Linked DNA regions of Homo sapiens: region 1 is linked to region 2. Evidence: read pairs that join two places in POLR2A ChIA-PET (ENCODE). Cell type or tissue: MCF 10A. All regions are shown on one strand. Region 1 overlaps SCUBE3 (signal peptide, CUB domain and EGF like domain containing 3). Region 2 has its middle 32 kb from the start of SCUBE3.

Region 1 (2,500 bases), 53 kb after region 2:
GGGGAAATGCATCTGCTTAGGCCTGACCAGAGGCCCTTGGTTGACTAGTGTGATAACAGAGGAATTATCAAAGCCCAGTGTCCCCACTCTGCAACTGAGGGTGGGACAGAGTGCTCCTTCCTGGAACAACCATCCCTGAACTGACTGACAGATGGGGTTTCCTGGCTCCAGGTATCTTTTTCCTCTTTATTCCTTCTCTCCTCACTCTCCTCCTGCAACTCCCCTTTCTACTCACCTCACCTTACCCCCCATTTCCTTCTCTCTCCTCCAGATGCCAGTGGTACTCCCTCTCAGCTCCACCAGCAACCCTGTTTCTTCCTCACCAACTCCAGCCTTCCATCTCTTACCTTGATTTGAGGTCCTCTTAATACCTGGATCCCTCTTCCTGAATTCTTAGGCCTTATCTCACATATTTTCAGGTACCCTAGATGAGTTTAATTCCTTAAAGTTAATTCCTAATTCCTTTAGCCTTTAGGTCTTTAGTGCTGAGAAGGATGATGGAACAAGGTTTCCCCTTGGAGAAGGGGGAAATGAAAGGAAGAGGTTTGGCTGAGAGAGAGGCTGTGTCTTTAGCCAGGCAGGGCATGAGCTTGCTGTGTGGGCATAGGTGTTTATGAATGACTGTCCATCTGGTGGGCTGTGGCATGCTGAGGATGGGGGTGTGTGAATCCAGTCACTGTGTATGAAGTTATGTATATCAGAGACATGACATTAACTGAGGAACTAGACTTTCCAGGGACCTGTCCCTTTCACTGCAGGAATAGGAACTGGAGAGCAGATGATGCTCTTACAGGGCTCCCTCAGGCACTTGCTCCAGAGACTGGCACATCCATTTCTAAAGTCCCTATATAATTAAAATCTCCCCTGCCACGTTTCCCTCTGAATTAACTCTTCAAAGACCCCAGAACATTTTTAGGCTCTTCTCATTGCCTTCTTTGGGCTGGTGTGTTTCAGCTCCTTTCATTTTTTACTCATAGGTCTAATTATTTTGCTTTTCAAAGCTCTCACCACCTCCTGGACACATTCACACATCCCCAGTCTCTCAAAAGAAATTGTTTGCAGTGCCCAAAGAAAAGATGCATGAGTCAGGGGCCAGGGATGTGAAGGTCTGATCCCTCTCTGATTTATTTCTGTTCAAAGTTCCAGACATGGTTGCTTCTGAAAACACCCTTACTGAGCTTGGGCTCTTCTCTAACTCAAGACCTGTTCCACCACTGGGCTGTGGCCAAATGAGGCAGAAAAGGCCAAATGAGGCAGAAAAGACCAAATGAGGCTATTCTGGGGTTTACAGCTATATTCTTTCCTAGTTCCTCTTCCTCTTCTCCAATAGAACTTATTTTACCTTGCCATATATCTAATTTTTCTGGCCATCCCTGGTAAGAGGAAACATCATTGCCTGGGGCCGTCAGGACATTCAGATTCGGTGGGAAGACTGAGAAGGCAGTATAGTTTAGCAGAAAGGGCGGCACCCTTTGGGATTTGGGATTTTGTGGTTAGTAAGACTTGAGGGTGCATCCCAGCTTAGGCTTGAGCATGCTCTGTGGTACTGGGCACATGGTTGGTTGCCCTTTCTGAGACTGTTTCAGTTTTTCAGTCACTTGCGGGGAGCTTGGCATCTTTGGGGATACCACCAGACAGGATAAGGATGAGGAGTGAAGCTGTCATAAGGGTCCCAGGGCTCATCATTTGGGGCTACTGGTTTGGGCTGGCAGTGGGGAGGAGAGGGTGGGGAGGGGTCCGGGGCCAGAGGGCCACAGTGGCTTCTGCCCAGCACCTAAACAGCTTTTTTACAATGTCAAACAGGGGAAAGGCGGCTAGAGCAGCACATCCCCACTCAAGCCGTTTCTAATGGTAAATATGTCTGCTCTCTCCGCTTGCTCTCACTGGCTTGCTAGGGGAAGGGCTAACCCGCTGGGGCTCCCACTAACTGCATGCCCACTGGGCCCAGCCTGACTGGGCCCCAACTTGCCAGCAGGGCTATCCTGGCAGCCAGGGCACTGGGCCCATTGGGTGACAAGAAACCTGAGTCCCTAAGAGCTGGCCCGGGAGCTTTCATGTTGGTCTCGTCTTTGTTCCTGTCACTCTCCTTCTGCCCTTCCTCTTCTGCTGTCTCCTCCCACACCCACCTTCTAACACCCCACCCCACTCCCAGCCATCTGCTCCCCACCCCCCTCTACCCAGCCAGCCTCATCTTCCCTGTCATGCCCACTGTGCCACCTGAGATAGGGGTGCGATAGGATTAGATGCCATCCCCTCCTTGGGGCTTCTTTCTTGGGTTCTTACCCACATTAGTTCACAGTCCCAGCATCACTCACCATTCTCTCCTACCGTAATGGCTAAGAGCATGGCATGTGTGTTCAGGCAGACCTGAGTTTGAATCCTGGCTCTGTTACTTTCTAACTGTATGACCTTAGGCAAGCTACTTTCCTCTCTGATCCTCAGTTTACTTTTCTATAAAATAACAGTCCTTCCTTAGGGTTGTAATGCTTGAGATAGTGCA
Region 2 (2,500 bases):
TTTTCACAATCAGATTCCATAGTCTTCCTTGAAAAGTGTTTTATTGTGGCGAAATATGTATAATATATATTCCGCCATTTTAACCATCTTTAAAGTATACAATTCGGTGGCATAATTACATTCACAGTGTGTGCAGCCATCACCATAATCTGTTTCCAAAACTCTTTCATCATCCCAAACAGAAACTCTATATCCATTAAGTAATGATTCCCCATTTCTTGGTAACCTCTAATCTACTTTCTATCTCTATGAATTTGCCTATTCTAGATATTTTATATAAGTGGAATCATACCATATATACACTTTTGTGTCTTCTTTCACTTAGCATAATGTTTTGAAGGTTCATCTGTGTGTTAGCATGGATCAGAACTTGATGCCTTTTTATGGCTGAAAAACATTCCCTTGTATGGATGTACCACATTTTATGTATCCATTCATCTGCTGATGAACATTTGGGTTGTGTCTACCTTTTGGCTGTTGTGAATAATGCTGCAGTAAGCACTGTTGTATGCTTATCTGTTTGACCCACAGACTTCTACTGAGGACTTGCTGTGTGTCATGAGCTGAGATAGGTACTCACCCATCCACTAGTAAAATGTCATGTGAATGAAGTGGCATTATTATCCCCACGCTACAGATGAGGAAACGGAGGCTCAGAGAAGCCAAGGAACTTTCCTAGAGACATGGGGCTGATCTAAGAGGCTGAGGCCATGGCTCAAATCAAGACCTTTTGACCTCAAGTCCCTTATTCTTTCCATTACTCCCGTTTCTCTCTTGCAACCCTGGTCATGGAGGAAGTTAGAAGATTTTGGTTTACGACCTAGTTCTTGCTTTAGTTCCATGTAGAAAAATCTTTCCCTTGGAGCCACTAAACCTGGACTTGGACTTTCTGGAAGCATTTTCCTCTCTCCTGGCAAACAGCCCAGGACTAGGGAACAAGAGACACGTCTTGGCCCTCTTGACTCAGCCCTTAAACTAGTGCTCTAATTTGGTTGTTGTTTTTTTTAAGCTACAAAGTTATGCCATACTCCTGCCCTCCTGCCACCAGCCTCCTGAGTGGCCCAGAGCTCAGGTTACATTTCTTAGTTTCTCTTTTGGTACAAAAAAACAAAACAAAACAAAAAAACAGAATTTCTGAGACCTAATTGGATTTTTACTCAGGGACACAGAGAGAACCACTGGACCCAAAGCATCCTCTTTCTCTTCCCTGTCACAATGTTTTGCTGAAAGACACCTACTGTGTGCGGGGTCGCCTGCAGTTTTGCTCTGGGAAGTGGTCACATGTGTGATACAGTCCCTGCCCTCAGGGCCTCCCTGTCGGGCTGAGGAGGCTGGACACAGCTATGGAAGCCTAATGATCAAGCCCATCAAGCAAGTGGGGTTCTAACAGTACAGGAAGGCTGCACAGGGTTCTCGAGGGAGGGTGTGGCTGTGGAGCCCAGAGTTCAGCATGATGTTCCCTGGCAACTTCTGCCGAAGGCCCTTGTGATTCACCATGCAAATGTTTCTTGAGCGCTGGCAACGTGCCAGGCTCCTTGCTGGGCCCCAAGGAGGGAGCCACAAACACGGACAAATTCCAGGACCTGCTGGAGCTGTTCTCGGGCTCTAACGTGAGGCAAAACTGTGCACAAATCCTGGGGCACTCTGGACACTGAGCTCCGGACCCCGTGCAGGCGGTAGTCGCCTCTGCGCGGAGTAGGAGCTTTGTGGGCCTCCCACCCAGCATCAGGAGAATCAGGGCCCACGTGGCGGGCGAGGGATCTGCGACGCAGCCACCGGGCGCCCAGCTGGGGTCCCCAACCCCACCCCCAGCCTCGCTGTCCCGCTGTCCTCGCGCCGCGTCGCCTCCCCAGGCTGACAATGCGCCTTTCAGGGGCCTCCGCCCCCGCTGGAAAACCCCCGCGCGGTCTGTCTCCCGGGCGGCGGGCGTCTGCTTTCCTCGAGGTGAGGGATTCCGCGCCCCCGACGAGGTGCAGCTGCAAAGCGCCCGCAGGCGCCGGCCAAGCCGGGCCTGTCTGTGACTCACCGCCCGGAGCGCGAGTCTCCGGCCCGCGGACCCCAGGGGACCCCGGGGGCCCGCACCTCCTCCCCAGCTCGGGTCCAACACACTTTTAGAAGTTGCATAAATACATACATTCCATATCATATATACATATATATAATTCATATATATATATATATATATATATATATATATATATTTTTTTTTTTTTTTTTTTTTTTTTTTTTTTGAGACGGAGTCTCGCTCTGTCGCCAGGCTGGAGTGCAGTGGCGTATCTCGGCTCACTGCAACCTCCGCCTCCCGGGTTCCAGCAATTCTCCTGCCTCAGCCTCCCAAGTAGCTGGGACTACAGGCGCACGCCACCACGCCCAGCTAATTTTTGTAGTTTTAGTAGAGACGGAGTTTCACCATGTTGGCCAGGATGGTCTCGATCTCTTGACCATATCACACATATTTTTAAAGTCTGTTCTCTTTTCGTTTCCTTTCCTTTTTTCTTGA

The links. ChIA-PET counts read pairs that join two places held together with the same protein. Peaks named below come from ENCODE experiments on the same cell type or tissue, not always from the same donor. Only the 100,000 strongest peaks of a DNase experiment are listed, where the experiment ranks them.
Region 1: POLR2A ChIA-PET joins it to region 2 with 6 read pairs; 4 of 35 experiments call an interaction of 5 or more read pairs at or near these places.

The regions. Positions count from the first base shown.
Region 1 is chr6:35,233,643-35,236,142 of GRCh38, forward strand. All of the region lies in intron 6 of SCUBE3 (signal peptide, CUB domain and EGF like domain containing 3), which reads left to right. All of the region lies in intron 3 of SCUBE3-AS1 (SCUBE3 antisense RNA 1), which reads right to left. Among named protein-coding and RNA genes, the nearest start is that of SCUBE3, 21 kb to the left of the region's middle. In MCF 10A, no CTCF peak of the experiment used is centred here; no DNase peak of the experiment used is centred here.
Region 2 is chr6:35,180,536-35,183,035 of GRCh38, forward strand. No RefSeq gene overlaps it. Among named protein-coding and RNA genes, the nearest start is that of SCUBE3, 32 kb to the right of the region's middle. In MCF 10A, no CTCF peak of the experiment used is centred here; DNase peaks (open chromatin) are centred at 946 and 1,496.